Linked DNA regions of Homo sapiens: region 2 is linked to region 1. Evidence: read pairs that join two places in POLR2A ChIA-PET (ENCODE). Cell type or tissue: MCF 10A. All regions are shown on one strand. Each heading gives the region's core, and the rest is flanking DNA. Links, peaks and the distances in the headings are about the cores only. Region 1 holds the start of LOC105374332 (a long non-coding RNA gene). Region 2 overlaps DTNB (dystrobrevin beta).

Region 1 (16,212 bases), core at 7,041-11,040:
CACTCCAGCCTGGGCGACAGAGCGAGACTCCATCTCAAAAACAAACAAACAAAAAAAAGGTAGAAAAAGGCCAGTCGCAGTAGCTCGTTCCTGTAATTGCAACACTTTGGGAAGCCAAGGTGGGAGGATCGCTTGAGTCCAGGTATTAGAGACCAGCCTGGGCAACATGGTGAGATCCTGTTTCTACAAAAAAAATTAAAAATTAGCTAGGTGTGGTCCGGTGCAGTGGCTCATGCCTGTAATCCCAGCACTTTGGGAGGCTGAGACAGGCGGATCACTTGAGGCCAGGAGTTGGAGACCAGCCTGGCCAACATAGTGAAACCTTGTCTCTACTAAAAATACAAAAAATTAGCTGGGCGTGGTGGCATACACCTGTAATCTCAGCTACTCAGGAGGCTGAAAATTGCTTGAACCTGGAAGGCTGAGGTTGCAGTGAGCCGAGATTGTGCCACTGTACTTTAGCCTGGGCAACAGAGTGAGACTCTGTCTCAAAAACAAACAAACAAACAAGCAAAAAACCACAAAACAGCCAAGTGTTGTGATGTGCGCCTGTCGTCCCAGCTACTTGGGAGGCTGAGCGGGGAGGATCACTCGAGCATAGGAGCTCGAGACTGCGGTGAGCCATGATTGTGCCACTGCACTCCAGCCTGGGCAACAGAGTGAGAGCCTGTCTCAAACAAACAAAGAAAATAGAAAAAAAAATAGAGAAAAGAAAATAACAGAGAACATCAATGAAACCAAAAGCTGTTTTTTTAAAAAGATGAACAAAATTAACAAACTTTCAGCTAGAATAACCAAGAAAAAGACAAGACTCAAATTACTAAATTCAGAAATGAAAGAGGGGTCATGACTACCGACCTTGCTGAAGTAGAAAGGATCATAGGGAACACTATGAATAACCGTACACCAACACATTCGATCACTGAGAGGAAAGGAACAGATTCCTAGAAAGACAACTACCAAAACTACCAAAATGGACTCACATAAAAATCTAAAGAGACCTAGAACAAGTAATTATATATATATATATTGAGACAGGGTCTCACTCTCACCCAGGCTGGAGTGCAGTGGTGTGATCAGAGCTCACTGCAACCTGAAACTCCTGGGCTCAAGTGACCCTCCTACCTTAGCCTCCTGAGTATCTGGGACTACAGGTGTGCACTACTATATCTGGCCAAGTTTTAATTATTTCTGTAGAGACGGGGGTCTCCCTATGTTGCCCAGGCTGGTCTCTAATGCCTGGCCTCAAGTGATCCTTCTGCCTCAACCTCTCAAAATGTTGGGAATACAGGCGTGAGCCACTGTACCTGGCTCTGAGATTTAATTAGTAATCAAAAAACACCCCACAGGCTGGGTGCACTTTGGGAGGCTGGGGTGGGTGGATCACCTGAGGTCAGGAGTTCGAGACCAGCCTGGCCAACATGGTGAAACCCCATCTCTACTAAAAATACAAAAATTAGCCGAGGGTGGTGGTGGGCACCTGTAATCCCAGCTACTTGGGAGGCTGAGGCAGGAGAATCGCTTGAACCGGGGAGGCAGAGATTGCAGTGAGCCGAGATTGCACCACTGCACTCCAGCCTGGGTGACAAAGCAAGACTCCGTCTCAGAAAAAACAAAAAAACAAAAAAACACCCCACAAAGAAAAGCTGAAGTCCAGCTAGCTTTCCTGGTGAGTCCTACCAAGCAATAGCAAACAGACCAGTAGTACCTTGATACTGAAACCAGACAAAGGTATCACAAAAAAGGAAATACAGATCAATATCTCTCAGCCATATGGACACAAAGTACTAGTAAACCAAATTCAGCTGCATATTAAAGGGATTATACACCAGGCTACTCTGCCTAGGGAGTAGCCCTGCTCTGCAGAAGCAGCCAAAAATATATAAATAAATACATATATTGTAGCAGGACGAGCCGCAGACACAACTCCTCAGACACCGGATTAAAGAAGGAAGAGGTTTTTTATTCGGCCAGGAGCGTTGGCAGACTCGCGTCGTTTAAGAGCCGAGCTCCCTGAAGACAGAGTTCCTGGCCCTTTTAAGGGCTTACAACTCTAAGGAGTTCCACGTGAAAGGGTCGTGATTGATTGAGAGCACATGTGGTTAGAGTGGGGGAGTTAATCTTTTAACCTCAGGTCAGGTCATCAGTGGCACCGGCTGGTCTTGCCACTGACTTCATTCCTGTTGTTTTTCAACTTTTACTTCCTCCTCCTCTTCAGAGACAGGAGACAGTCAGAGAAATGGCTTCTCTCCTCAATATTATACACCACAACCAAGTAGGATTTATTCCTAATACAAGGTTGGTTTAACATCCAAAAATCAACTAATGTAATACATCATATCAATAAGATAAAAGACAAAAACCATATGATCATCTTAATAGATGCAGAAAATGTATTATACAAAATCCATTATTGATGATAAAATCTTGGTAAACTAGAAATAAGAAAGAACTTTTTCAAGCTGATAAAGGCCATCTGTGAAAAACCCACAGTTAACATCAGACTTAATGGTGAAAGATGGAATGCTTTCCCGCTAAGATCAGGAACAAGACAAGGATGTCTGTTCTAGCCACTTCCGTTCAATATTGAACTGAGTTCTAGCCGGGGCAGTTAGGCAAGAAAATGAAAGAAAAGGCGTCCAGATTGGAAAGGAGGAAGTCAAGAAAATTTACATTCTAAATTATATTCTCAATATAGGTGTTATGGAATGAATGAACTGTGTCCCACAAAAGATACGTTGAAGTCCTGAGGTCCTAACCCCCAGTACCTAAGACTCTGACCTTATTCGGAAATAGGGTCATTGCAGATGTAATTAGTTAAGATGAGGTCATGCGGGAGTAGAGTGGTCCTTAATCCAGTATGACTATCCTTATAAGAAGAGGAGAAGATGGCTAGGCGTGGTGGCTCACGCCTGCAATCCCAACACTTTGGGAGGCCAAGGCAGCCAGATCACCTGAGGTCAAGAGTTGGAGACCAGCCTGGTCAACATGGTGAAACCCCGTCTCTACTAAGAATACAAAAAATAGCCGGGTGTGGTGGTGGGTACCTGTAATCCCAGCTACTTGAGAGGCTGAGGCAGGAAAATTGCTTGAACACAGGAGGTGGGGGTTGCAGTGAGCTGAGATGGTGCCACTGTACTCCAGCCTGGGCGACAGAGCAAGACTCTGTCTCAAAAAGAAGGAAAAAAAAAAGAAGAAGAAGAAGAAGAGGAGAAGACATACAGTGAGAATGCCATGTGATAAAGGAGGCAGAGATTGGAGTGATCCACCCACAAACTAAAGAGCAACACCAGGCCAGGTGCGGTGGCTCACGCCTATAATCCCAGCACTTTGAGAGGCCAAGGCGGGTGGATCACCTGAGGTCAGGAGTTCGAGACCAGCCTGGCCAACATGGTGAAACCCCGTCTCTACTAAAAATACAAAAATTATCCAGGCTTGGTGGTAGGCGCCTGTAGTCCCAGCTACTCAGGAGGCTGAGGCAGGAGAATCACTTCAGCCCGAGAGGCGGATGTTGCAGTGAGCTAAGATCACGCTATTGCACTCCAGCTTGGGGGACAAGAGCGAGACTTTGTCTCAAAAAAAAAAAAAAAAAAAAAAAAAAGCAACACCAGAAGCTAAGAAAAGGCATGCAAGAAATTCTCCACTAGAGTTTTGAGAGAATGTGGCCCTGCCAACACCTTGATTTCAGACTGCCAGCCTCTAGAACTGTGGGAAAATGAATTTCTGCTGTCTTAGGCCAACCCGTTAGTGGTAATTTGTTCTGGTAAATTGTATTTTTAGTAGAGATGGGGTTTTACCACGTTGGCCAGGATGGTCTCAAACTTCTGACCTCAGGCTATGAGCCACCGCAACCGGTCTGTGACAGATTCTGTTTGGATGTTTACCCAAATCTACCCCCATTTCTTCTCCAATAAATGGAGCTCCAGTTTTGCTTAGGAGTCTACTTGCAAGAGAAGATGACCCCCTCCTTAGCTCAATGGTAATCCTGACTAGACCCTGTCAGCCTGGCAATCACCTTCCTTTTGCCAAAGACTGGCTTAGGGATGGGCAAGTGAGGGGACCCTGCTGGTGAGCTTCTGGCAATGATTTTCTCCCTCTTCATAAGAGATATCTTCTTCTTCCACTGCACACTGTCACGTCTCACCTTGCAGCTGGGACTGTAGTAGCTTCTCATGATCAGGAGGAGACCCAAGGTAAAATCTGAGGTCATGAAGATGGATATGTACAGGTAGGAAAACCAGTTGGAAGGTTTTACAGGTGAGAGATCCAGGTGAAAGATGGTGTCTTGGCCAGCGTGGTGAAGATGGAGGTGGTGGGAAGATGCTGGAATATTTCGAAGATAGTGTTTTGTATAGTATATATTTTGAAGAAAGTGTTTAAAGGATTTAGAGGCTGGATGCAGAGTGTAAGAGAAAAACATGAGTTAAGAAATACTGGATGGGGGTGGTGCCTCATACCTGTAATCCTAGCACTTTGGGAAGCCGAGGCAGGAGGATCACTTGAGTCCATGAGTTTGAGACCAACCTGGGCAACATAGTGGGACACCATTTCTAAAAACAAACAAAAAGTTAGGCAGGCGTGGTGGCGCACACCTGTGGTCCCAGCTACTTGGGAGGCTGACGTGGGAGGATCTCTTGAACCTGGGATGCTGAGGCTGCAGTGAGCTGTGGTTGCACCATTGCACTCCAGCCTGAGCAAGACCTTGTCTCCAAAAAAAAAAAGAAAAAGAAAAAAGAAAAGAAATACTCAAAGGTTTCAGCTTGAGAGCCTGGAAGGAGGTGTTTTCACTGAGATGGGAAAGGCAATGGGAGGAGCAACATCTGCAAGGAATTGAAGTTCAGTCTGCACAGTTAAGTGTGAGATGCCACCTCCAGGCGGAGAAGTTGAATAGGCAGTTAGATATGCTGGAGTAGAGCAGAGAGGTCCACACCAGAGACATGAATTCAGGCTGTTAAACATGCTGGAGTACAGCAGAGAGGTCCACACCAGAGACATGAACTTCAGTGCTGCCAGCATGCAGATGGCATTAAAGACTTGAGACTAAATGAAGTCACTCACAGAGTGAGGATAGAAAAGAGAAAGGACTGAGCAGGAGCTCCCGTGTGGATGAAGAGAAAGAGCCCCTCTGCACAAAAACATAAGAACAAAACACAAATATATAAGGTCACTACAGTATCTAACTTTTCATTCAATAACTGCTAGGAGTAATAATAATAATAATAGCTTACTATGTGCCACGCCTTTGTAGATATATTTTCTAATTTAATCCTCACAAAACCGCATTAGCAATTTTAAAATACCAATTAAATCATTTAATGCTACCACGACACAAGCCAAAATAAATAAAAATAAAACCCAGTTTGGGGGGGCTGTGGGAAAATAGACCCCTGAAGCACAGCTGGTGACACTTTAACCAGAGAGGAATGTGGCAGCAATATAACAAGGGTTCAAAACTCAGCATACCTTTTAAAGGAGAAAGAACTGTGATATGTGTTCACTGTAGCTCTGTGACATGTTCACTGTAGCTCTGTCAACAAGCATAGACCAACAGCGGTGGCTCACGCCTGTAATTTCAGCATTTCAGGAGGCCGAGGTGGGAGGATCACTTGAGGTCAGGAGTTTGAGACCAGCCTGGCCAACATGGTGAAACCCTGTCTCTACTAAAAATACAAAAATTAGCTGGGCATGGTGGCGTGCATCTGTAGTCCAAGGTACTTGGGAGGCTGAGACAGGAGGATCCCTTGAACCTGGGAGGCAGAGGTTGCAGTGAGCCGAGATTGCGCTATTGCACTCCAGCTTGGGCGACAAGAGTGAAACTCAGTTTCAAAAAAAAAAAAGAAGCATAAAAAACTGGAAAGACCCCAGCCGGGTATGGTGGCTCACGCCTGTAATCCCAGCACTTTGGGGACTCTGTCCCCCACCCCAAAAAAAGAGGAGAAATGTTCAACTATCATAGGGTAGTATATTAACAGGGAATAAGGCTTAAATGGTGGCTAGAAGAACTAAATGAAGGCCGAGTGGCAGCTAATTTGAAGCCAGCAATTCTATGTTTAGAAGGACATTGTTCCTTAACATACATTATTGATTTCTAGTTTCCACTGTACTTTATGCATGGCTCCTACCCAAGTTCTTTCTCTGTGAAGCTTAATGTTATTTTAAAAAATTATTTATTTATTTATTTATTGTAGACAGAGTCTCGCTCTGTCACCCAGGCTGGAGTGCAATGGTGTGATCTTCACTCACTGCAACCTCTGCCTCCCAGGTTCAAATGATTCTCCCGTCTCAGCCTCCTGAGTAGCTTGGATTACAGGTGCCTGCCATCATGGCTGGCTAATTTTTGTGTTTTTAGTAGAAACAGGGTTTCACCATATTGGCCAGACTGGTCTTGAACTCCTGACCTCATGATCTGCCCACCTCGGCCTCCCAAAGTGCTGGGATTACAGGCGTGAGCCACCGCGCCCAGCCAATGTTACTTTTTTAATGGAGCCATGTGAGGGGAAGAGGCACTGTAGGGTAAGGAAGGGGATTAAAGATGTAGCACTCAGGCTACTAAACAATGCATTGCCAGGCCCTTTCTCCTCTGCCTGAAACGTGTAGCCTTTCCTCTCTGAAATTTTCACACCTCCTTCAAAGACCAGATCAGATGATATTTCATACACAGAGCCACCTCCAATCTGCTAGTCAGACTGGATCCCTGCCCTGTGTTCCTGTGGTACTTTTGATCCTGCTGTTATGGAATTTTATGTATTGTTCTAAAATTAACTGTGGACATGCCTTCTTTCCTCCATGTCAGGAGTGTGCTTAATTATTTTTGTCTGTCAAATATCAATATAGTGCCTGGCAAATTATAGGTGCGTGATAAAGGCTTGATGACTGATTGGATCCCTTGTAGATTCATTGTAGATTCATTGACTCATTTATTCCTTACAGATTCCTTAATTGCCTGCTAGGGAATAAGTTTTGGGACTATTCCATCTGGACTCTCCAGATCAGTCTAACCTGTCCAGTTCAATGCAGCATCTCTGAACTGGGAGCATAGGGAAGCAAACAGGACTCTTGTTTATGTTTCTTGAGAAAAGACTTAAAAATAAGGCAGGAGGCAGAGGATATAATGTTAGCATCTAGGAAAAAAGGAGATCAGATTCCATTCTTACATGACCTTCCTTCTCTAGACAGTCCTGTCATTCTTTCTAGCTTCCCATCTTGAGATCTGCTCAGCAACTAGACAGAAGAGATGGAAGCAGAATGAGAAGAAGGATTCATACCTTGTCTTATGGTGGAGTCTAGATGAAAACATGGCCGGTGGCCGGGCGCAGTGGCTCATGCCTGTAATCCCAGCGCTTTGGGAGGCTGAGGCAGGTGGGTCGCTTGCACCCAGGAGTTCAAGACCAGCCTGGGCAACATGGTAAAACCCCATCTCTACTAAAAATACAAAAAAAAAAACATTAGCCAGGCGTGGTGGCATGCACCTGTAATCCCAGCTACTTGGGAGGCTGAGGTGGGAGAATCACTTGAACCCAGAAAGTGGAGGTTGCAGTGAGCCGAGATTACGCCGTTGCACTCCAGCCTGGGCAACAGAGCGAAACTCCGTCTCAAAAAAAAAAAATATGACACATACTAGCCCACTGAAAACAATAGCTGAGCTAAGTGCCCCTGCTGACAGAAGGAACACATGCAAATAGGCTCATGCTCTATAAGGACACTGAGGAGAAGGGAGAAGATCACTTGGAGTGAGCTTCTGAGTGTTACATAGAACAATAAATGCAATAATTTAGGAACGATAATGCGTTGTCTTAGTTAATGTGCTTATCCCTATTTGGAATTATATTATCTACATGGACATTTCTTTCCCACTATTATCCCCCCCAACAGAATGTCAGCACCATGAGAGCAGGAACTATATGTGTCTTATGTCCCCCAGGGTCTTGAAAAAGCCTACTAGGTGCTAGTAGTAGCCAAATAGTAGTTCAGTAAATATCTGAATACATTTTTATTTTATTTTATTTTATTTGAGATGAAGTCTTGCTCTGTCATCAGGCTGGAGAGCAGTGGTGCAATCTCAGCTCACTGCAAGCTCTGCCCCCCGGGTTCAAGTAATTCTCCTGCCTCAGCCTCCCTTACAGGCATGCACCTCCACGCCCAGCTAATTTTTTTTTTTTTTTTGGATTTTTAGTAGAGAGGGTTTCACCATGTTGGCCAGGATGGTCTCAATCTCTTGATCTTGTGACCCACCTGCCTTGGCCTCCCAAAGTGCTGGGATTACAGGCGTGAGCCACTGCGCCTGGTCTACACTTTTATTTTTTATTTTTTGAGACAGGGTCTCATTCCTGTCACCCAGGCTGGAGTGCAGTGGCGTGATCACGGTTCACTGCAGGCTCGATTTCCTGGGCTCAAGCAATCGATCCTCCCACTTCAGCCTCCCTAGTAGCTGGGACTACAGGTGTGTGTCACCACACCTGGCTAGTTTTTTTTTTGTGTGTGTGTTTTTAGTAGAGATGGGGTCTCTACTCTCTATTTTTAGTAGAGAGGCCGGTCTCAAACTCCTGGGCTCAGGTGATACACCCACCTCGGCCTCCCAAAGTGCTAGGATTACAGGAGTGAGCCACTGTACCTGGCCTACATTTTTAAAAAGTATAAGCTACTAACTTTCTAACTACTACTATACAACTAATTTTCCATGCATTAAAAAAGAAATGAGAAGGAAGGACCAAGCATTTGAGTTCATCTACATCAATAGAATTTGATTAGCAAAATAATAGAAAATAATTTTAAGCTGTAACATATGCAATGTATGACATGAGTTCACACGATGAAGGGAAGGGATGTCATAGGTGCGATTGTTCACTATCATTTTCCCTGCAGAATTAAGAACAGAATTTGACATGAAGGTTATGAGTACACAGATTTGCATCTTGGCAGGCCAGTGTATCACCTCTTAAACAACAGTTGTACCTAGACGGAGGGGTGAGGCAAACCTGTCCCATGTCCTTTCTGTGAGATGCCATCCTGATCTCCTCACCTCAAGTAAGCCAGCTCCCTTGTCCAGGAGGAACCACCCACCCAGGCTTACACCTGGTGTGGGTTGTGGGGGTGCTGACACCACCCGCTTATTTGAACCTTGTTTCTGTTCTGTTTCCTTTTGTTCAGCTTACACCTCCACAGCAGACCTAGTTTCCTCCCTGTAGTGGTGTTCCCAGTTAAGGGAAATGGTGTCACTGTGCCCCGCGGCTCCTCTTTGAATTAAAGCATCTTGGTTTCAACCATCTCTGCTAGAAATGGTTATGTGCTTGGCTTTCCTAACTAGCTGGACTCCTGGTCTGTGCTGCCTGGCAGCACTCACTGACTTACACCAACAACCAGGTTGGTGACCACACAACTGCCCAAAGCAAAACTTTTTTAAAGAATTGAAGAGTCCTACGTGATAAATATATGTAAAAAACACAGCTTACTCCTATACCCAGCTAGCCTTCTGCCTCATACATTTGTGTGTGTGTGTGTGTGTGTGTGTGTGTGTGTGTGTGTGTGTATGTATTTAGCATGCATGCTCCCCAACACTGCACCTTCCCTGGGTGGGGTCTGGGCAGTCTGCCAAGACCTCTGGCTTATCTGATGCCAGGCATCCTGCCCAGGCCTCTCTGGGAGGCAGGGATTCACTCGGTGGTCCCGTCTACAGCAGGAGCGGTGAGCAAGTGCTGGATTATGGGTTCTGCCTCATCTTGTTCAATCTCATAATAAAGGCTGCCTGTTTTGCCTCTGCCTGTTCTTACCTGGCCAGTCCAGTCCTGCCTGCTATTCGTCCTGGTATTCCTGCTACACACTTGCTTGGCAGAGCTTGAAGCCTGTTGGCTCTGGACCAGGTCCTGTTCATCTGCCCCTCCCAAGCCCACACAATAGAGAATATGATCCCCCGACTCAAAACCATTCAGGGGATTAGGACACATGGGATGCAGGAATGGCAATCACCAGCTCCACTCTGGAAGATATGTGTGGAAAGACTATGGAGTCAGCCTAACCTTGCATGTTTCAAATCTCAGGACACCATAGAGCAGCTTTGTGATTTGAACAAATCATGCAACCTCATAGGGCCTCAGTTTCCTCATTTGTACCATAGAGATGATACAGTAAAACTCCAGCATGGCGTGATGAGTGGGCAGGAGCGGTCAATCTTATAAAATGCAAGGGTGCATTAGTGAGAAATGTATGTCATGATTTGGGTTTCCAGGGTTCTGGCTATGCAAGTTAAATCCTTCCCAGGCTCAGCTGTGGTTTACAGCCACCTGGGCATTGTTTACTCCAGTTTAAATATTGATGGCAACAAGCATGGGTCCTGTGGCTGACTAAAGTGCCCAGGACAGCAGAGGAATTATTCCAGGAATCTCCTAGTTACCTGCCACCTTGTTTTTTGGATCCAGGGAAATGTGGCTGAGCAAATGCAGAGGAAATGGGGACTCACTCTGCTTCTCCTCTCCCCAAAAGTGAGTTGCAGTCCTCCCCCTTCGTGTTGGTAGAAATTTTAGCTCATTCCCATAGAAGCTGGGGGAAGGCAAGGAACTGGGAATCAAATAACAATTGCATGACTATCTGGATTTGCTTTATTGAAGAGTCTTACTTTAATGCCTATCCTATTAGTGTTGTTGTAAAGATTAAGGATGATATATGAACATGTCATAGTGCTTAGCACATAGTATTTGCTCATTAAATGGTAATAATGTCACAAATGTTTTTAAGCACGTACTGAGCCCTGGGCACTATACTGGGTGTAATAACCATAGCAGTGACTGTGACACATATTGTTCCTTCTCTTTTGAAGCACAATAGTTTAGCAGAAGTCACAGCTTGGAGCAGTGCCCTGGAACCTGTGAAGGTTAAGCTATCACTATATTTTTTTCTAAAACACCATTTTTCCCTAAATACTTGAAAACACTTAAGGTCTTATATGTATGTTTTGGAACAGAATACTTCACCCCCTTCTCTAAAGCAGTGGTTCTCAAGAGGGGTTGATTTTCATCTCCCAGGGGACATTTGGCGATGTCTAGAGACATTTTTTATAGTCATAAGTTGCATATGTGTGTGTGTGGACGTGCACTCCTGGCATCTAGTTGAGTGGAGGCCAGCGATGCTGCTAAACATCCTGCAATGCCCAGGTCAGCCCCTACAACAAAGACTTACCTGACCCAAAGTTTCAAGTGTCAAGGCTGAGAAACCGTGGTCTAGAAGGTACGTGCTTAGTCCACAGTCATTTATTTTTGGCTGCCAAGGCAGAGAAACACCTTTTACTCTTAAAGTCTTAGAAAGCCTGGCTTTTATATTCTGTGTTCCATGACACTTGCCCATGTTCGAGGAGAGGGTGGACAAAGCTATCCTAACTTCTGGATTCAGAAACACATTCCTCTCAGGGCAGAGAAAATTGACCTGCGAGTGATTGCTTCAGAGTTTTCAGCACTCCAACATAATTCTTTTGGTGAAGGTGATATTTAACTGATTCTCTTATATAAATAAGTTGTTCAAACAAAAAGCTCCTGGAAAAGATCTTGCCTTCTTTACCCTTTGAAAACCCTACCAAGATATGCAAATGAACCACATCATCTCCAGGTCACTGAACCTGTCTTCAGCTCATTTGGCCTTCTTTCTTTTCTTTTTAAAGTGTTTTCAAAGTTTGCTTGGGCATAATTAATCCAATTTGGTCTTTGGGGCAGCCCAGATTTCAGAGTAATGGGGTTCAGGGCACACATGTGCAGCAGGGCAATCAGATTTTGGACAAAGCAGAGGATGAGGAAGAGTGAAGCAAAATAGAACAACATCAGGAAGGGGTGCATGTAGCACAGAGAGAGGGAGAGAGAGAGAGAGGACACCAAAGAAGCAGGGAACTAACCAACACAGAAAAATCAAAACCACCAGAATGGCCAGTCCTCTGCTCAGCTTCATGCACCCTGGTTCCCCACCTCGACTTACTTCTTTGCCTCCTGCTCCGCTTCCCAGAAGCACTTCGGTGGATTTGAGCCTACTTCCTCTCTTCTACCTTCTGGGTAGTGGGAGAGTGCCTCTCTCATAGCTGGGTTCTGAAGCAGAATCCTGTCTTGTAGCAGCATTCCCCTCTGAAGGAAAGCGAGGAGGTGTATATAAAATTCATGATATTAGGTTCGTGCAAAAGTAATTGCGGTTTTTGCCGTTAAAAATGGCAAAAACCACAATTATTTTTGCACTAACCTAATAATTTTGGCATGCTCACTTTATCATAGGGGATTATCAGCAAATATGTACTGTTATTGTTGTTGATGAAGCTTGGATAGCCACTAGTTAGTGCCAGACACAAGATGTATGAATCGTCTCTCCACACTTTGGTTGGATGGTGATTCAAACTGTGACATGAACCTTTTGAACTCTATTTTGTGCCCTGTTGGCAAAACAAGCTACATCCTTTTCTTAGAAATGAGATTTGATTTTTAAATATGCAACATCTGATCTGAAATGTGCAAAACATTTTTTTCTATTGCAGTCTTTTACTTGGAACTTGTTGCAGATGTCAAATGTGGTATTACAGAATCTTATTATATTACAGATAGAACAATTTTTTTTTTTTTTAAATTGATCATTCTTGGCTGTTTCTCGCAGAGGGGGATTTGGCAGGGTCACAGGACAATAGTGGAGGGAAGGTCAGCAGATAAACAAGTGAACAAAGGTCTCTGGTTTTCCTAGGCAGAGGACCCTGCGGCCTTCCGCAGTGTTTGTGTCCCTGGGTACTTGAGATTAGGGAGTGGTGATGACTCTTAAGGAGCATGCTGCCTTCAAGCATCTGTTTAACAAAGCACATCTTGCACTGCCCTTAATCCATTCAACCCTGAGTGGACACAGCACATGTTTCAGAGAGCACAGGGTTGGGGGTAAGGTCACCAATCAACAGGATCCCAAGGCAGAAGAATTTTTCTTAGTACAGAACAAAATGAAAAGTCTCCCATGTCTACCTCTTTCTACACAGACACGGCAACCATCCGATTTCTCAATCTTTCCCCCCTTTCTATTCCACAAAACCGCCATTGTCATCCTGGCCCGTTCTCATTGAGCTGTTGGGTACACCTCCCAGACGGGGTGGTGGCCGGGCAGAGGGGCTCCTCACTTCCCAGTAGGGGCGGCCGGGCAGAGGGGCCCCTCACCTCCCGGACGGGGCGGCTGGCCGGGTGGGGGGCTGACCCCCCCACCTCCCTCCTGGACGGGGCGGCTGGCCGGGCAGAGGGGCTCCTCACTTCCCAGTAGGGGCGGCCGGGCAGAGGCACCCCTCACCTGCCGGACAGGGCAGCTGGTCGGGCGGGGGGCTGACCCCCCCACCTCCCTCCCGGACGAGGTGGCTGCTGGGCGGAGACGCTCCTCACTTCTCAGACCGGGCGGTTGCCAGGCAGAGGGTCTCCTCACTTCTCAGACGGGGCAGCCGGGCAGAGACGCTCCTCACATCCCGGACGGGGCGGCAGGGCAGAGGTGCTCCCCACATCTCAGACGATGGGCGACCGGGCAGAGAGGCTCCTCACTTCCCAGATGTGATGGCGGCCGGGAAGAGGCGCTCCTCACTTCCTAGATGGGATGGCGGCCGGGCAGAGACGCTCCTCACTTTCCAGACTGGGCAGCCAGGCAGAGGGGCTCCTCACATCCCGGACGATGGGCGGCCAGGCGGAGACGCTCCTCACTTCCCAGACGGGGTGGCGGCCGGGCAGAGGCTGCAATCTCGGCACTTTGGGGGGCCAAGGCAGGCTGCTGGGAGGTGGAGGTTGTAGCGAGCCGAGATCACGCCACTGCACTCCAGCCTGGGCACCATTGAGCACTGAGTGAACGAGACTCCGTCTGCAATCCCGGCACCTCGGGAGGCCGAGGCTGGCGGATCACTCGCGGTTAGGAGCTGGAGACCAGCCCGGCCAACACAGCGAAACCCCGTCTCCACCAAAAAAATACGAAAACCAGTCAGGCGTGGCGGCGCGCGCCTGCAATAGCAGGCACTCGGCAAGCTGAGGCAGGAGAATCAGGCAGGGAGGTTGCAGTGAGCTGAGATGGCAGCAGTACCGTCCAGCTTCGGCAAGGGAGAGGGGAGAGGGGGATAGAACGATTTCTGAGGCCATCAACAGATGTTATGCCTGCATAAGAAAATCATCCACAATGGAAAGTCACAAGTTCATAAAAGTCATTTGTAGTATCTGTGGTTAATAGGATTTTATCTGTGTTCTATGAAGCACTACTCTTTTTAAAAATGTTTTTGCTGGTTGATGCCAAGTGTTCTGCAGGTCTTCCCTAAAAGAAACAAGAATTTAATAAAACCATCCTGAAACAATATTTCATTTTATCCCAAACCTTAACGGCTATGCACACATCTTGACCAAAGTACCTTGCCTTCTCTTGAATTTCTCTAACTTTGGTTTTGAATTCAACTCTTAGGGATCCATTGAGTTTCTCCTGGCTTCCTTCAAACATATTTAATAAACTGCCCACTGCCTTGCACATAGTATGTGTTCAGTGTTTGTTAGAACAACAAGAAGGGTTTTGCAAAATGGAATATCAATACTTTATGCAACTGACTGTCAACTGGGTTTCCACCGATGGCCTTTTCTTGTTCCCTGCCCTCATCTGAGCATTACCAGGACTGAGGAATCTCTCATCAGGCCAGTGTCCCTCCAATTCTGATGGAGTCTGGATTGTGCTGGAAAGTGAAGGAGAATTATCGCCATGGTCTTCCTCAGCAGCTCAGACGTTTCTCAGTCAGCATGTATGCTCTGTTAACATTTATCTCCAGGCCCGAGGGGTCAGGTCAATTATATAGAAGTCCAAGCTAGTGAGAGGAATGGAAATGATGAGGCTTGAAAATTCTTCACTCTTTGTTCTTCTAATGGGTGACAGGATAATTAGTCCAAATGAGGTGCAGCCTCTCCCAGACTATATTTAGTCTAATTGCAGAGCTTTCTTTCCCCTGGAGGAGCCTTGGATCTCTCCCTGGTGGATGGTAGTGCCCAAAAGAGAACAATATCAAGCAGGCCGGCCGCAGCCATAGCGGGGCATACTCTCCCCTTCTCAGGAGGGAGGTGGGGCTAGGGCAGCTCAGCTTGTGTCCAGGATGCAGAAAATGGGGTTCAACCCCCAACTCTGCCACTGGCTAGCTGTGTAACTGAGGACCCCCGATCCCCTCTGAACCTCGGTGTTTTGTATGTTCAATAAGCATGATAATCTCTACCTCACAGGAGAGTAATGCGGATGAAATGTGGTAACTTTTGCCAAGTGCTTTGTGAATTGCAGCTGTGTGACATAAATGTGGGTGGACTGCCATAAATAACAGAAAAACCCAGATTTCCCCCTTCTTCTCAAAGGGCCAGTACCTGTTTAACCTTGACATGTGAGGCTCTGTCACACTTAAGAGGAGAGTCTGCCATCACCTTCGCTCCCTTCCTCCTCCTGAGACCACTGTTTCCAACCCTTAAGCACATGGTTAATGCTAAAAAAAAAAAAAAAAAAAAAAAAGTGATTGCCAGTATTACTATTTGCAATTAAAATAGAAGTATTGATTCAGCAAAGAGAAGAGACACAGTGTTGTGTTAGTCCATTTTGTGCTGCGATAACAAAATGCCTGAGCCTGGGTAATTAATAAAGGAAAGAAACTTACTTCTCACACTCCTGGGATCTGGGAAGCCCGAGGTCAAGGCACCACCATCTAGTATGGGTCTTCCGGCTGTGTCCTCACGTGGCGGAAAGCAGAAGGGCAAGAGAGAGCAAACCCCCTCCCACAAGCCTCACCCTTTTTAACTTTTATTTTTTTCAGGACGCAAGGTCTTCCTCTGTCACCCAGACTGGAGTGCAGTGGCGCCATCATAGCTCACTGTATCCTCAAACTTCTGGGCTCAGGCAATCCTCCTGCTTCCGCCTCAGGAGTAGCTAGGACTATAGGTGTGTGCCACCATCCCCAGCTACATTTCCAATATTTTGTGTGTGTGTGTGTGTGGAGATGGGGTCTCACTATGTTGCCCCGGCTGGTTTCAAACTCCTGGCCTCAACCAATTCTCTCACCTTGGCCTCCTAAAGTGCTGGGATTACAGGCATGAGCCAGCATGCCAGGCCCCATTTTTATAATAAAGCAGCATTTATCCATTCACAAGGGTGGAGCCTTCATAACCTAACAACACCCTAAAAGCCCCTACCTCCCAACCATTGTTGTAGTGGGGAATACATTTCCAACACATGAATTTG
Region 2 (16,212 bases), core at 5,991-9,990, 63 kb before region 1:
TACATAAGAAAAAAAAGGCTGAAAACAAATGGCCTTAGTAACCCAACATAAGTTGTTAGAAAAATAACAGAATTGCCTAAATAGGAAGAGGAAAATACACAGCACAAATGAGGCAGAGAACAAAGATACACAAAGAGGACCAATAAAGCCAAAAGTCAGTCCAATAAAATTGGCAAACTTTAGAAAAGACAAAATAAAATCAGAATCTCTGAGCATGGAGGCCTGGTATCAAGCACTTTGTACAATCAACTGGAGAGCTTTCATTTTGGCACCAGAGTTGAGGATTACTCTTCTCACCTGTCACCTTTCACTTTTCTTGGTGATTTTATATCATGTAAGAATCATAAACTACCCATTTATTTCTATGTAATATATTCCATTCTTCTTTTAATAAATATTTATCGAGGCACCATCATGATAAACAGATGTGATACTTATTCTCATAATGCTTAGAGTCTACAAGATAAAATATTAAGCAAAGAAAGAATAAGCTAATTTCATCGCTGTGTTCATAACAGAAAATGTAAAAACTACTGTCTAAAAACATAAAGGCTTAAGGATATTATATAAAGTCATAATAGTAAAGGTAACACAAGGTTGAAAAATACAAACTATGTAACAAACCTGCACATGTACCCCCTGAATCTAAAAGTTACAATTATTTTTTTAAAAAGAGCTCCAAAAGGAAATATTCTGAAAACTAAGGTTAAAAAAAAACTATTTAAATTATTAAATTATTATGACTGCTTTTATGCTACAATGGCAGAGTTGAGTAGTGTGACAAAGACCTCATCATACAGCCTGCAAATCCTAAAATATTTACTTTCTGGCTCTTTAAGAAAAAGATGGCTGGCCCCAGCACTATATTAACAGAGTAAAGAGGAAAGACATTCATCTCAAGGGAAGCAGAAAACATCTGATAAAATTCAATATTCAGTTATGACTTAAGAAAATAATGATAATGATTCCTGGCAAATTAGGACATATCAGTTCTTTCACCTTTATCTGGTTAACCTGTACCAATCATCACTCTTAACAGTGAAATATTAGAAATATAGAAAGAATAGAAATATTAGAAATATTCCCATGAAAATCAAAAACAAGACGCTATCCTTCCTACCTTTTTTTTTTTTTTTTTTTTTTTTTTTTTGAGACGGAGTCTCGCTCTGTCGCCCAGGCTGGAGTGCAGTGGCGCGATCTTGGCTCACTGCAAGCTCCGCCTCCCAGGTTCACGCCATTCTCCTGCCTCAGCCTCCCAAGTAGCTGGGACTACAGGTGCCTGCCAGCACGCCCAGCTAATTTTTTTGTATTTTTAGTAGAGACGGGGTTTCACCATGTTAGCCAGGATGGTCTCAATCTCCTGATCTCACGACCCGCCTGCCTTGGCCTCCGAAAGTGCTGGCATTATAGGCGTGAGCCACCACACCTGGCCATCCTTCCTACTTTTCAATATAACCTCTGCGGCCCTAACCAGTACACTAGGTCAAGAAAAAGGTATAAGGATTACAATTACAAAAGGAAGAGTCAAAATTGTCTTTCTTTAAAAATGGTATAGTTACTGGCCAGGCACGGTAGTTCATACCTGTAATCCCAGCGTTTTGGGAGGTAGAGGTGGGAGGATCACTTGAGCCCAGGAGTTCGAGACCAGCCAGCCTGGGCACCATAGTGTGAACCCATCACTACGAAAAACAAGAAAATTAGCCAGGCCTGCTGGCACACGCCTGTAGTCCCAGATACTCAGAAGGCTGAGGCGGGAGGATCAATTGAGCCCTGGAGGTTGAGTCTGCAGTGAGCCGTGATCATACCACTGCACTCCAGCCTGAGTGACAGAGCAAGACACAGTCTCAAAGAAAAAGAAAAAAATTGTATAGTTACCTACCTAAGTAGGAATCTATAACCATTAAGACTAATAAGAGTTGAGAAAGAGTACTGGATTCAAAACTGACATACTAAAATCAACATACTAAATGATACAACTGAATAATGGCTGGAAAAAGGTGATTCTGGCATCCATAGAAAGTAGTTATGCTGGAGTTTCTGGTTGACGTTGCTGGAAATGAGGGGGTGGGGCTTCCAGCAGCAGACACTATAGTCACCCATGCAATTCTTCCTGTGAAGAAATATAGGAGACTCAAGAAGTCATACTTACCAAACGTCTCCCAGACTGACTGTTATCCTTAAGTCAGAGGATGATAATTCATATGAGGTTTCTGTGTAAGAGTAGTAACATTCACAAAGAAGTAAACCCAGTTCTTGGCAGGACTACTTCAGATCTCTACCCCATCAACGCCTGCATGCGTATTACTTAAGGCACCCCAGCCTCTTCTTAGTATCAGGAATTACTGTGTTTGTGTATTTGGTTTCCTATTTTGTCTGCTTCCCTTTACTAACATGGAAGTTTCATGAAGTGAAGTCAGGGACTGTGTTTTGTTCTCCTCTGTAGCCCTAGCACCCAGAATAGTGCCTGGAGCATAGCAGATCCTCAATAAATGCACTAAAAGTTGAAAGGAAAAGATGACCCCTATGCTGAGTTTTGAAGGGTAGGCAGAAGCAGTATGACGGGTGGTGGAGGCAACAGTATTGTGCAAAGGCGGAAAGGCATGAAACCACATGATCTGCAGGAAAGCCAATTCAGTATTGCTGGGAAGTAACACGCAAGGCATGTGATGGAAAAATTGGGAACTAGTGGGCAGAGCAAAAAAGGGGCCAGAAGGGCCTTGTTTGGCATTCTTAGGAGTGGGGTCTTTCCCATTAAAGTGATGAGAAGCAAGTAAAGGAATGTAAGCAAAGAAGTAGCACAGATTTAGGCCAGGCACAGTGGCTCAGGCCTGTAATCCCAGCATTTTGGGAGGCCAAGACAGGCGGATCACTTGAGGTCAGGAGTTTGAGACCAGCCCGGCCAACATGGTGAAACCCCATCTCTACTAAAAATACAAAAATTAGCCAGGCGCGGTGGCAGGCACCTGTAATCCCAGCTACTCACGAGGCTGAAGCATGAGAATCACTTGAACCCAGGAGGTGGAGGTTGCAGTCAGCCGAGATGGCGCCACTGCACTCCCGCCTGGGCGGCTGAGTGAGACTCCCTCTCAAAAAAAAAAAAAATAATAATAATAAGTAGCACAGATTTAAATAGTTCAATCTGGTAGCTGATCATAGACAGCAGATTTGAGAGGGTCAAGACTGGAAGAAGGGATCAGGAAATTATTGCTTTGGTTCAGAAAAGTACCAGTGATTAAAAAAAATTAGTAATAAACACAACCATCCATATTAAGTATGTACTACTTACTTCATACTTAAGTATGTGAGTGCCAGGCACTGTGCCAAGTGCTTTATTCACATTATCTCATTTAATCTTCACAACAATTCTATGAAGTCAATGCCATTCCTGCTTTATGGATGAGGAAACAGAGGCCCAGAGAGATTAAGTTAACTTGCCTAAGGTTATTCAGTCAGGAAGTGAGGCAGCCAAGATCCAAACTAAGCAGTCTAACTGCAAAGCTGGACTCAAAGCTGCTGTGGCGTGACGAACAGATTCAAACTCATGTACATAGTAAAACTCAGATGCCTTCTGATTTCTTTGGAGGTAGAAGGTGAGGTGGAGGGAAGTGACTCCAAGGTGTCTGGCTTGGATTACTAGCCATTAGAAGCTCCGAACTACAAAAGTCCTTAATGATCACCCAGTTGGACTGCCTATCCAATGCCAAAATTTCTTCTTTATCACCCCTAACAAATAGTTATCCAGCCTATGACTGACAGGACAACACATGGCTGAGCTGAGTCAAACTCTGCTTACCATTACCAAGACCCTAAAGGTGTCAAATATGTCGAGAGTTGGGTCTTCTGAGACTTTTACCCACTGATTTTCATATTGCGATATGCAGAATTCTAGAATTCTGCAAGGACCTCAGAGGCTATCCCAGGCTGGCTCCCCTCTCCTGCTTCAACCAAGCACTACCAATCTTATCATACTCTTATGTTAAGGGTCCTTGTAAGATTTCACTGGGGGAAAAAAAGAGTACAGTACTTTTGAAAGGTTTCCTAATCTCTGGTCCAGACCAATTACCCGTATTTCATGACAAAGGAATTTGAGGTCCAGCAAATGCAACCTTGAGTTGGTCAAGGTCACATGGTCATGGTCACATAGACAAGTAGTCACAGAGCAAAACAATCCTGCAAGGATTGGGAACCACCCAACTTCTCTCAGCCATCTTCTTCTCTCTGTTTGAACTGTATACAACAATGTAAATTTTAACAGAATATTTAAAGTTAAAAATATATCAAAATACACATTCACTCTTTTTAGTTTTCCAACAGCTCTAGGTGTTGCCCTAACACTGAGTCCTCTCTGTCTCAGAACTGTCATCTAGTGGAAGGTAATTTATATAATGTATTAATCATTAGTCACCACCTGCAAAGTTCATGGTAACAATGGAGTTACAGCAAGAGATCTAAATTGACTGGCATGGTACAAAATCACAGACATTCTAGGTAACATTTCTGCCTATTTATTTATGGCCTTGTCTAAGAAAGCAAGTCAATTCTATTCAAATATATGCTTTGGCTTGGGGTCCTTCAACTCCATGATTCTTTAACTCCCATTCTTCCCTCTGCAAAGCTTATAACATAAAAGTTGTAACTGATTAAAGCTATGACTTGATCTAAAAAAAAAAAAAAAACCACACAAACATTCCCGCACATATGAACAAGGACTCAAGACTCACGCATTTCTATGAACAGCTGCCTCTTCTCTGCCATGGTCTTCCGCTTGTTCCCACTTTCCTCAATCATCCTAGAGACAAAGAAAGATACAATAAACCACTGTATAATTCGACAATTCAATCAAGTGCTAATCATTCTATTGTGAAGAGGGACCGGAAACCAAGTTGCAAATGCACATTTTAAGACAGTATCAGTAAAAATAAACTGGAAGCCTGATTCAGAAAAAGATAAACTGCCATCCTTTTATTTGATAGCTTCTAAAATATTAGTAAATCAATACTTGTATGAGCTCATACACTTGCTTACTGTGCTAAAAATATGGGGCTGACTTACTTCTAACTTTGATTATTTTCTCTGCAGAGTCCTGGATTAGTTGAGGTAACTTCCCATATCTCTACTGTTTTATATGGATAAACATGTTACTAAATATAATTTAGAAAATAAATGTAATGAAAGGCTGTAATAAAGGACATAAGAACAGTTAGCTTATACATAAAATATACATGAATATTCAATTTCATATTAAAGAAATCAGGTATTAATCCCTGATACGGTTTGGCTGTGTCCCCATCCAATTCTCAACTTGAATTGTATCTCCCAGAATGTCCATGTGTTGTGGGAGAGAGGTAATTGAATCATGGGGGCCGGTCTTTCCCGTGCTATTCTCGTGACAGTTAATAAGTCTCGTGAAATCTGATGGGTTTATCAGGGGTTTCCGCTTTTGCTTTTTCTACATTTTCTCTTGCTGCTGCCATGTAAAAAGTGCCTTTCACCTCCCACCATGATTCTGAGGCCTCTTCAGCCATGTGGCACTGTAAGTCCAATTAAACGTTTTTTTTTTAAAAAAAAAAAAAAGAAAGAAGGAAAAGAAAACTGTTCAGAGCTTGCTTTCTTTCTTTCTTTCTTTCTTTCTTTCTTTCTTTCTTTTTTTTTTTTTTTTTTGACAGTCTCACTCTGTAGTCCAGGCTGGAGTGCAGTGGTGCGATCTCAGCTTGCTGCAACCTCCGACTCCCGGGTTCAAGCAATTCTTGTGCCTCAGCCTCCTGAGTAGCTGGGATTACAGGCACGCACCACCACGCCTGGCTAATTTTTGTATTTTTAGTAGAGATGGGGTTTCACCATGTTAGCCAGGCTGGTCTCGAACTCCCAGTCTCAAGTGATCTGCCTGCCTCAGCCTCCCAAAGTGCTGAGATTACAGGCATGAGCCACCACGCTCAGCCCTGTTCAGAGCTTTCTTCCAGACTCAGTGACCTGGGACTGGAGTGTGGGAAGAGGGAAGATGCCGTTCGTTCACCTGCTGTCTTAGACCTTCCCAATGTGCCTTTTACTCCCGCTCTTGATAACTGCCTTCTGTATCTTTCCTTCACTTTCTTCTACTACAGATCATTTTTCTCCTTTTTTCCCCTCATCCTTCCACATGTATCATCCTCCAGCTTAATCACCAAAACCCTACCCGGTAGATATAATGCCCATTTTACAAATGAGGAAACAAAAGTTCAAAAAAGACAAATTACTTAATCAAGGCTACAGGGACTGATAAGCAGCAGGGCCAAGAGATTCCAAAGCTCGTGTTCTTTCCACCACACTGTACTCCTTCCACTTTAAAGCAATATAACTCCCTGCTCACAAAACAAACTTCTGAATTACTCTAGGTGAGCTCTGTCATAACACAACCACCTTTAGAGATTGGCCTGGTTCTCAACCAGGGACAATTTTGCCCCCATGGGACATTTAGCAATATCTACAGTCAGTTTTGGTTGTCACAACTGGGAGGGTGCTACTGGCATCTAGTAAACAGAGGTCAGGGACACTGCTAAACATTCTACAATGCACAGGAGAGTATTCACAATAAAGAATCATCCAGTCCAAAACAGCCATAGTGCTGAGGCTGAGAAACCCTGAGACAGACCACGTAACGAAATTTTAAAAACGGTAAACATTCGAAAACAGCCAGTATTAAATTTAGCCACTTGTTCAATATGATATTCAACAGCAAAACAGTTGACATCCTGAATTCTAACAATAGTTTTCTTTAACTAGCCTTGAAACTCATCTTGTCACTCAATTTCTGCATCTCAAATTCATCATTTGTCAAATGGACATAATGGGGATACGTTTTGGGAAGCAATGTGGAATAACAAAAGAATGAGTGTTTTAGTGAATTAAACTAAATTTCAAACACTAGCTCCAACACTTGGACCCTGGAAAAATTACTTAATCCTTCTGAATCTCGGATTCATCATGTGTAAAACTGTGATGATCACGAGTACCTTCCTCATGGATTGTTGTGAGGACTCACAGCAAATGCCTAGAACAGTTCCCAGCACACAGTCAGTGTTCCCTAAGTGTTAGAATGGACCAGCACACCAAATTGATGCTAAGAAAAGTCTGTTACTCAACAGGAGCCATAACACTGACATCATCTGTTGACTGAACAGGTGCAGCAGACCCTGCCTTCATTCTATCACCAGGCTACGCTAAGGTCTAACTGTCCAGTTTCTAGTTGCCAGCATCTGCATTTCTTTGCCTGAAGACAGACTGTGCTAAAAATTAGACCCAAGTTTCGACTGTGAAAGCAGGCAAATTACAAAGATTGAATTCACAGTCCTGACAAGATTCTTCTGAACCTTCTAGGCCAGAAGCGGCTTTCTTCCTCTTACTACAAGAGGGCGGTCTCCCCTGACTAAAAACTATGCAGAGGTCTTAGCTGGGATGCATGCCTCCAAAGATGCCTACCCTCCTGGAGATATGTGCCTACCTCCCTCATTGCTTCTAGGCTAACAACCAGGCATTGTCAGAATAGGGAGGTACTGGCCTTCCTTTTGATGAAAGCATTGATTCACCAACACAGTATGATATGATGAGATGTACTGGCAAGAACTGGAAGAACATACCTGGATCTTGAGACTACTGAACTTGGTGGTCAAGTATAAGACTGGCAAGGAAACGTCTGTTGATATGGGCCACTCTTCCATGACTCACAATTTAATGTTCCAAAAAGGGCATCTGGAGCCAGTCCTAACATGCTACTAGAATGGCTCATTTAAGGTGGAAATAAATGTTTCCAATGATGTCTTAAAGGAAATAAATTGAAAATCCCGGAACTGCATGGCAAGGTATTAAGGAAGGAGTCAAAAGAGAGTCTGTATATCCCCTATCCCCTACCAGGTACACTGGCCTGACAGCACCTGAGAGCTTTCTCTAACCTCGAGTCCATTTTGTTCCCGGCATGGCACGCCTGACATACACGCCTGTCAGGTAGATCTACCACCTCCTGAAAACAATCTTAACCAATAACTGAAAGAGATGGTATATAAATACTCCAACTACCTTTCCCCTGAAGGACTATAACTCTAAGACACAAGTTTTACATTCGCTCCTGGAGTTTCTCAGTGGGAATACTGTGAAAAAAATCAGTACCTGGCTTGAAAACAAATCTCGTATTTGCAATCTTTGCTATCTTCCCTCTCCTATCTCACTTCCCACTCCCCCACTGGCTTTTCCAAGGATAACCTCCAAAATAAAATACTTGCATTTAAATCCTTGTCTACAAGTCAGCTACTGGGAGAATTAAGGCATTAAGTAGTTTCATTTCAAGCAATCTTATAATTCAGGGTACATAAAATCCAAATTAATGGGATACACAAAAACTGAGATTACTATAAACCATTTCCCTAGGCCCAGTCAAAGGTGACTCCATGCCAGTGCTTTAAGTACACTAATGCCTGTATCTTTGTAATTATGCTTTTAACAGTTCCATACCTAAGAAGGGTATTATCTACTCCAATACCACAGCTGATGAGATACCCTTGCCATTCTGATATAATCTTGAAGACCAATGCTACCATGAATGTAAGTACATCTCTCTACTTCCTTCCACTTGAACTCCTAGCACTCTGCCTTTTCTTAGCCACACAATCTAGAGATAACCAATATCATTACCTTCACACTAACTCTAATTTCAAACCCTGCCATTTCCTTCCTCATAATCACGCTCATATCCACCCTCTTTTCCCATTTCAACTGCCAAAATCTTTGTCCACACTAATGCACAAATAAAATTCTATGACCTTGTGATCTCAGAACTCTCCACCCCTGTCTTCCTATGGTTCATCCTGTGGGCATACAGAGAAATCCAGTAGGCACGTTTATTGAAACATCTCTGATCTTCAGTGGGTCCGAATCACTGCTTCATTTCACCCAATTTAAAGAACCAGAACACATCTTCAGTCTATAAAGACCAGGGTCCTAGCTATGCAAATGTAAGAGAAGTTTCTTAAATCTAAAAGGGTTGAAACTTGGCCAGGTGCAGTGGCTCACGCCTGTAATCCCAGCACGTTGGGAGGCCGAGGCAGGCAGATCACTTGAGGTCAGGAGTTCAAGACCAGCCTGGCCAACATGGTGAAACCCAGTCTCTACTAAAATACAAAAAAAATTAACTGGGTGTGGTGGTGCATGCCTGTAATGCCAGCTAATTGGGAGGCTGAGGCAGGTGAATCTTTTAAATTCAGGAGCCAGAGGTTGCACTGAGCCGAGATCATGCCACTGCACTCCAGCCTGGGTAACAGAGTGAGACTCCGTCTCAAAAATAAATAAATGAAAGGGTTGAAACTGAAAGTTCCTAGAAAAGGCTGTTTAATATCCTCAGCCCAAAGCAAAACCAAATGAATGGGTTTGGAAAGCACAACCCATGAAATAAAAAAAAAAATAGTTAGATTTTATCAAAATTAACTGCCCCACAAAAGATACTATTAAGTGAATGAAAAGACAGGCAACTGAGTGACAGAAAATATTTTCAAAACACGTATCTGATGAAGTACTTGTATACAAATTATATAAAGAACACTGGGCACGGTGACTCACACCTGTAATCCCAACAGGATGTGGAAGGCTGAGGTGGGCAGATCACTTCAGCCCAGTAGTTCAAGACCAGCCTGGGCAACATGGCAAAAGCTCATCTCTACAAGAAAAATACAAAAACTGCCAGGCAGGCTGGTGCACACCTGTATTCCTGGCTACTCAGGAGGCTGAGGTGGGAAGGATCGCTTGTGCCCAGGAGTTCATGGCTGCAGTGAACTGTGATCACACTACTGCACTCCAGCCTGGGTGACGGAGCAAAACCCTGTCTCAAACAAACAAACAAACAAAACTCATAAAACTCAGTAACAAAACAACAGCTTAATCAAAAACAATCAAAAGCTCTGAACAGAAATCTTACCAAAGAAGATACACAGATGGTAAATAAGCATATGAAAAGGTGTTCAACAACACCTTTTGTTGGAAAATCTATTCGGAAATTACAAATTAAAACAACAAAATAACACTACATACCTACCAGAATAGTTAAAATAAAAAACAACTGACAACATCAAATGCTGACAAGGGCCGGGTGCAGTGGCTCACACCCGTAATCCCAGCACTTTGGGAGGCCGAGGTGGGTGGATCATCTGAGGTCAGGAGTTCGAGACCAGCCTGGCTAACATGGCGAAACCCTGTCTCTACTAAAAGTACAAAAATGATCTGGGCGTGGTGGCACACACCTGTAGTCCCAGCTACTCAGGAGGCTGAGGCAGGAGAATTGGTTGAACCTGGGAGGCGGAGGTTGCAGTGTGCTGAAATCGCACCATTGCACTCCAGCCTGGGCAACAGAGTGAGACTCCATCTCAAAAAAAAAAAAAAAGAAAAAAAAATGCTAACAAGGATGCAGAGGCAGCAGGAACTCTCATCATTGCTGATGGGAATGCACAAGCAGTCACGATGTGAGAAACCTGGCAGTTTCTTATAAAGCTAATCAGTCTTACCATACGATCCAATAATTGCACTGCTAGGTGTTTGCTCAATTGAGTTGAAAATTTATGTCCACACAAAACCTGCACCCAAATGTTTACAGCTTTATTCTTGATTGCCAAAAGCTGGAAGCAATGATGATGCCCTTCAATAGGTGAATGCATAAATAAACTGCAATACTTCATAAATGGAATATTGTTCAGCAATAAAAAGAACAAAGTATCAAGCCATCAAAAGACATGGGGGAACCTTAAATGCATAATGCTAAGTGAAAAAAGCCAGTGTGAAAAGGCTACATACTGTATGACTCCAATTTTATGACCTTCTAGATAAAACAGAACTATAGAAACAGGAAAATGATCAGTGGTTGCCAGAGTTTGGGGAAAGCAGGCAGTGAACTGAGTAGGTGAAGCACGGGGCAATTTTTAGGGCAGAGAAATATTCTGTATGATTCTGTAATGGTGGAAACATGACACTATGTGTTTGTCAACACCGACAGAACTTTACAACACAAAGAGTGAATCTTTATTTTTTTAATCTTTTAACTTTTTATTTATGTATTTTGTACAGACAGGGTCTCATTATTGTTGTCCAGGCTGGTCTCGAACTCCTGGGCTCAAGCAATCGTCCCACCCCTGCTTCTCTAAGTTTCGGGACTACAGGAGTGAGCCACCACACCAGCCACAAAGAGTGAACCTTAATGCATGCAATTAAAAAAAAAATCAGAGGATCCCAGAATGAAAAGCAGAATGTGATAAAGCAATCCAACAGTATTATATATGTATGAAATGACCTCACTGAAGAGGGTGGGGGAAAAGGTAGTGATAAGGTAGTGGAAGGACTGAGCAACACTATCAACCAACCAGAGCTAATTGACATCTATGGAACACTCTACCAACAATAATGAAATGTACATTCTTTTTAGGTGCACATGAAACATGTACCAACAAAGACCAGAGCTTGGGCCATAAAACAAACAGTAACAAATTCAAAAGAATTAAAATCATACAGAGTATGTTATCTGACCATAATGCATTGAAACTAGAATTCACTAAAAGAAAGAGAAGTCAATGAAACTAAAAGCTAGTTCTTTGAAAAGATCAATAAAATTGATAAACCTCTAGCAAAACAGAGCAACAAAAAAAAGAGGGCATAAATTATCAATATTACTAATGAAAGAGGGGAAGTTATCACTACAGAACACATGAACATTAAAAGAAACACCATAGAAATATTATGAACAATTCTAATCTATACATATAACAACTCAGATAAAACTGACCAATTCCTCAAAAGCTACAAATTGCCAGAACTCGCCCAGGGTGAAACAGATAACCAGAATAACCCTATAATTACTAAAGAGATTGAATTTGTAGTTTAAAAAAAAACCTTCTGTGAAAGGAATCTGCAAGCCCAATTCTACAAGAACCCTTCCAGAAAACAAAAGACAAGGAAACACTTACCTACTCATTTTGTAGCCAGCATTACCTAGATAACAAAACCCAACAAAGGCAGAAAAAAAGGAAAACTACCAACCAATGTTCATGAACATTGTTCATTTTCACTGCAAAAGTCTTCAACGAAATATTAGCAAATGAAGTCCATGAACGTATGAAAACTTACTACAAAACCACAGTAATAAAAAAAACAGTGTAGTACTGGCACAAGGATAGCAATAGGAATCAATGGAACAGACTGGGAGTCCAGAAATATATCCTTACACTTATGGTCATCTGATTTTCAACACAGGTACCAAGACAATTCAAGAGAGAAAGGACAGTCTTTTCAACAAGTGGTGCTGGAATGAAACTGCAGTATATTCATACTAATTGTGGCATATACATACAATGGAATATTGTTCAGCCATAAAAAGGAATGAAGTACTGAAGCATGCTACAACATGGATGAACCTTGAAAACACTATGCTAAATGAAAGAAGCCAGTCATAGAAGACCATGTATTATATGATTCCAGTTCTATGAAATGTCCAGAATAGGTAAATCCATAGCAACAGAAAATTAATCATTGGTTTCCAGGGGTTTGTGGAGGGTTGACGGGGGAAGGTGAATAGGGAGTAACTGCTAATGAGTACAGGGTTCTTTTTAGGGATGATGCAAATGTTCTGAAATTAATAGTGATGGTTGCACAACTCTAGAAATATACTAAAAACCACTGAACTGTAGGTTGAATTATATGGTATGTGGATTATATCTCAAATAAGTTAAACAGAAAAAAGATATCTTACTATGCATAACCCTAAGGTAATCGTTTTCACTAAATATTATATTGCTAAGATTCACCCTGTTGTTCATTTTTTTTAACGCTGTATAATTCCAAAACTGCATTTTAATCTACTCTCCTACTGATGGAAATCTGAGTTGTTTCTAGTTTTGTTTTTTTCTATCGTGGACAGTGTTGCTACAAAACGTTGTACCTGTCTCTTGCTGCACAAGGTCAAGAGTTTATCTTGGGTGTGTATCTAAAAAAGGAATTGCCAAAATGTTTTTTAAAGTGCAACAAAGTACATTCCTGTCAGTGATATATCAGAGATCCTGTGAATTCACAATCTCTCCAACACTAGATCCACCAGGCTTTTCAAATTTTGCCAACAGCATGGGTATATGATATCATCTCATTGTGGTCTTGATTGGTATTTCTTTGATCACTAATGAAGGTACCCATCTCTAATATGTTTACTGGTCATATGTGTTTCCTTTTCTGTGAGGTGCCTGTTTATGTCTTTTGCAATTAAGCTTTTGTTACAGTAGTCTCAAAATATCTTTTAATCTCAACATAAGGAAGGACTTTCTAAGCAAAAGTTTGCCTAAGTTAAACTACACTTAAATCTAAGTATCAAAACTCATGAGAAAGATGAAAAGACAAGTCACTAACTGGGAAAAGAGATCGGCAATGCTTATAACCAACAACTGGTATCCACGATATGCACAGAATTTGTACAAACCGGTAAGAAAATCTGACCTAAGATATAAGCAGGCGATTCACAGAAGAGACAACAAAAATGGAAAACAAATACATAAAAAGTTGCACATAATAACTCAAGACTAAACTATAATATCTAAGGATCCACAGTTGGGGTAGAAAACCATAAAGGAATCCAAGGAAGGGATTACTATACAAATCAGGACAGCGATTGCTTTGGGGGGAAAGGAAGGGGCTATGACTGGGATGAGGTACATGGAGGAGCTTCTAATAGGGCTGGCAGAATTCTATTTCTTCACCTGGGTGAAGATGACAGAAGCGTTTGCTCTACAATAATTCACTAAGCTATGATTTTTTTAGTATCTGTTTAATTCTGCAACACAAAATTTACAAAAATATAATTTACCCATCACACACATCAAATGAAAAAAATGAGTCTGAAAATACCATTTATATTGGCAAAAATATGAGGTGACATGAATTCTCATATATTGCTGGTGAAAGCATAAATATAACAGCAAAAGCAGTATCTAGTAATATTAAAAATGGATATAGGCCAGGCGCAGTGGCTCCCACCTGTAATCCCAGTATTTTGGGAGGCTGAGGCAGGTGGATTACCTAAGGTCAGGAGTTGGAGACCAGCCTGCCCTACATGGTGAAACCCCGTCTCTACTAAAAATACAAAAAATTAGCTGGGCATGGTCGTGGGCGCCTGTAGTCCCAGCTACTCGGGAGGCTGAGGCAGGAGAACTGCTTGAACCCAGGAGGTGGAGGCTGCAAGGAGCTGAGATTGTGTCACTGCACGCCAGCCTGGGTGACAGAGCGAGACTCCGTCTCAAAAAAAAAAAAACAAAAAAAACAAATGGATGTATCTAATTACCCAGAAATTCCCTTTTTACAACTATGTCCTGAGGAGACACATACAAGAATGCTTATGATGATATTGTTTCTAAACACAAAATCAGAAACAACCTAAATGTCCATCAACAGAAGCATGGGAAAATAAAATTATAGTATAGTCAATCGCACAACAGAATAAAGCAGGGCTACATTTATCGAGATGGATCAATTTCACAATATTAAGTGAAAAAAGTTACAAGAGAATACATAAAAAATAATATTATTTCCATAAAGCTTAAAAACATGCATATTAACAGAAGCAGGACTGGGACTATGGTGATGTGAACGAGGTACCTGGGGCACAAAATTTAAGGAAGCATCACCCTGGGGGTCATGCAAGCCCATGGCTGAGGGGCTCCTTACATTGGGGACCTAGGTGCCTCCTCATCTCACCCTGGCCCTGGCCCTGAATATAACATACAAATATACAAATACACACACACACACACACACACACACACAAACACACACACACACACACACACACACAGCAAAAGTATAAAGAAGTATATGGAAATGGTAATCATCAAATTCAGAAAAGAGAGTATCTCTGGGGATGGAAACAGAATTATGACCGCAGAGGTATACCAACTCCACTGGCTATATTTTCTTTCTTAGGCTGGGTTCTAGGTACAATATAGTCTTCTTTTTTTGTGCTCCATTTACTTAAGTGGAAACATATTTTTTTAATTTTACTTTAAGTTCTGCGATACATGTGCAGAACGTGCAGGCTTGTTACATGGGTATACATGTGCCATGGTGGTCTGCTGCACCTATTGACCCGCCATCTAAGTTTTAAGCCCTGCATGCATTAGGTATTTGTCCTAATGCTCTCCCTCCCCTTGGCCCCCACCCCCCAACAGGCCCCTGTGTGTGTTGTTCCCTTCCCTGTATCCATGTGTTCTCACTGTTCAACTCCCACTTATGAGTGAGAACATGCGGTATTCTGTTTTCTGTTCCTGTGTTGGTCTGCTGAGAATGATGGCTTCCAGCTTCATCCATGTCCCTGCAAGGACATGAACTCATTCTTTTTTTATGGCTGCACAGCATTCGATGGTGTGTATGTGCCATATTTTCTTTATCCGTTCTATTATTAATGGGCATTTGGGTTGGTTCCAAGTCTTCGCTATTGTAAATAGTGCTGCAATAAACACAATGTGCATGTGTCTTTATAGGAGAATGATTTATAACCCTTTGGGTATATACCCAGTAATGGGATTGCTGGGTCAAACGTTATTTCTGGTTCTAGATCCTCGAGGAATCCCCACACCATCTTCCACAATGGTTGAACAATATATTATTCTTTATGCTTTATATGTACTATTTCTTTATAACATTTTAGATCATCTACTTTTAGTAAATTCTCTGGTAAGTCTTATCCTGAGTGTTTTAGCGGGGGTGGGGAGCACAGTTCTCCATATATTTCCATATATTTTATTATTGAAACAGAGTATACCAAATACCATAAGCTCTGTACTTTTATCCAAATATACATGAACTCCCATGAACTCTAAAATTTGGTACAATAGCCATCATTTCAAAATCTTCAGCAACGTGTTCTACCAGTATCTCAACAACAGTTGCTAATACAGGATACTTTTCAGTTTTACACCAAACTCAAATTATTTATCTATATATCATTTCAGCCACTGTTACCAAACAAGAAGAACAAGAGTTTATGACTTTTTGTCTTTTATTCCTAAACCTCAAAAGGAACTTCTAAAAATGTATTATTAACCTTAATAAAATTTTAAGGTACTGGATTATGACTGACAATCACTGAAAAACATCAATAAGTCTGTCTTTATATTCTGAATATTTAGTTTTTAAATATCTCAATTTATAAGATTAGCCCATAATATCATT

The links. ChIA-PET counts read pairs that join two places held together with the same protein. Peaks named below come from ENCODE experiments on the same cell type or tissue, not always from the same donor. Only the 100,000 strongest peaks of a DNase experiment are listed, where the experiment ranks them.
Region 2: POLR2A ChIA-PET joins it to region 1 with 5 read pairs; 3 of 35 experiments call an interaction of 5 or more read pairs at or near these places.

Annotation. Positions count from the first base shown.
Region 1 is chr2:25,710,071-25,726,282 of GRCh38, forward strand. It overlaps LOC105374332 (a long non-coding RNA gene), which reads right to left and starts at 15,457. Exons shown (of 3, transcript XR_939849.2): 1 at 15,348-15,457; 2 at 14,616-14,806; 3 at 14,006-14,271. RefSeq lists an enhancer at 12,469-13,260. In MCF 10A, for the core only: no CTCF peak of the experiment used is centred there; no DNase peak of the experiment used is centred there.
Region 2 is chr2:25,647,873-25,664,084 of GRCh38, forward strand. DTNB (dystrobrevin beta) reads right to left here. Exons shown (of 21, transcript NM_021907.5): 2 at 4,722-4,789. The coding sequence starts at 4,788. Among named protein-coding and RNA genes, the nearest start is that of DTNB, 18 kb to the right of the region's middle. RefSeq lists an enhancer at 2,269-2,413 and a cis regulatory region at 2,341. In MCF 10A, for the core only: no CTCF peak of the experiment used is centred there; a DNase peak (open chromatin) is centred at 7,689.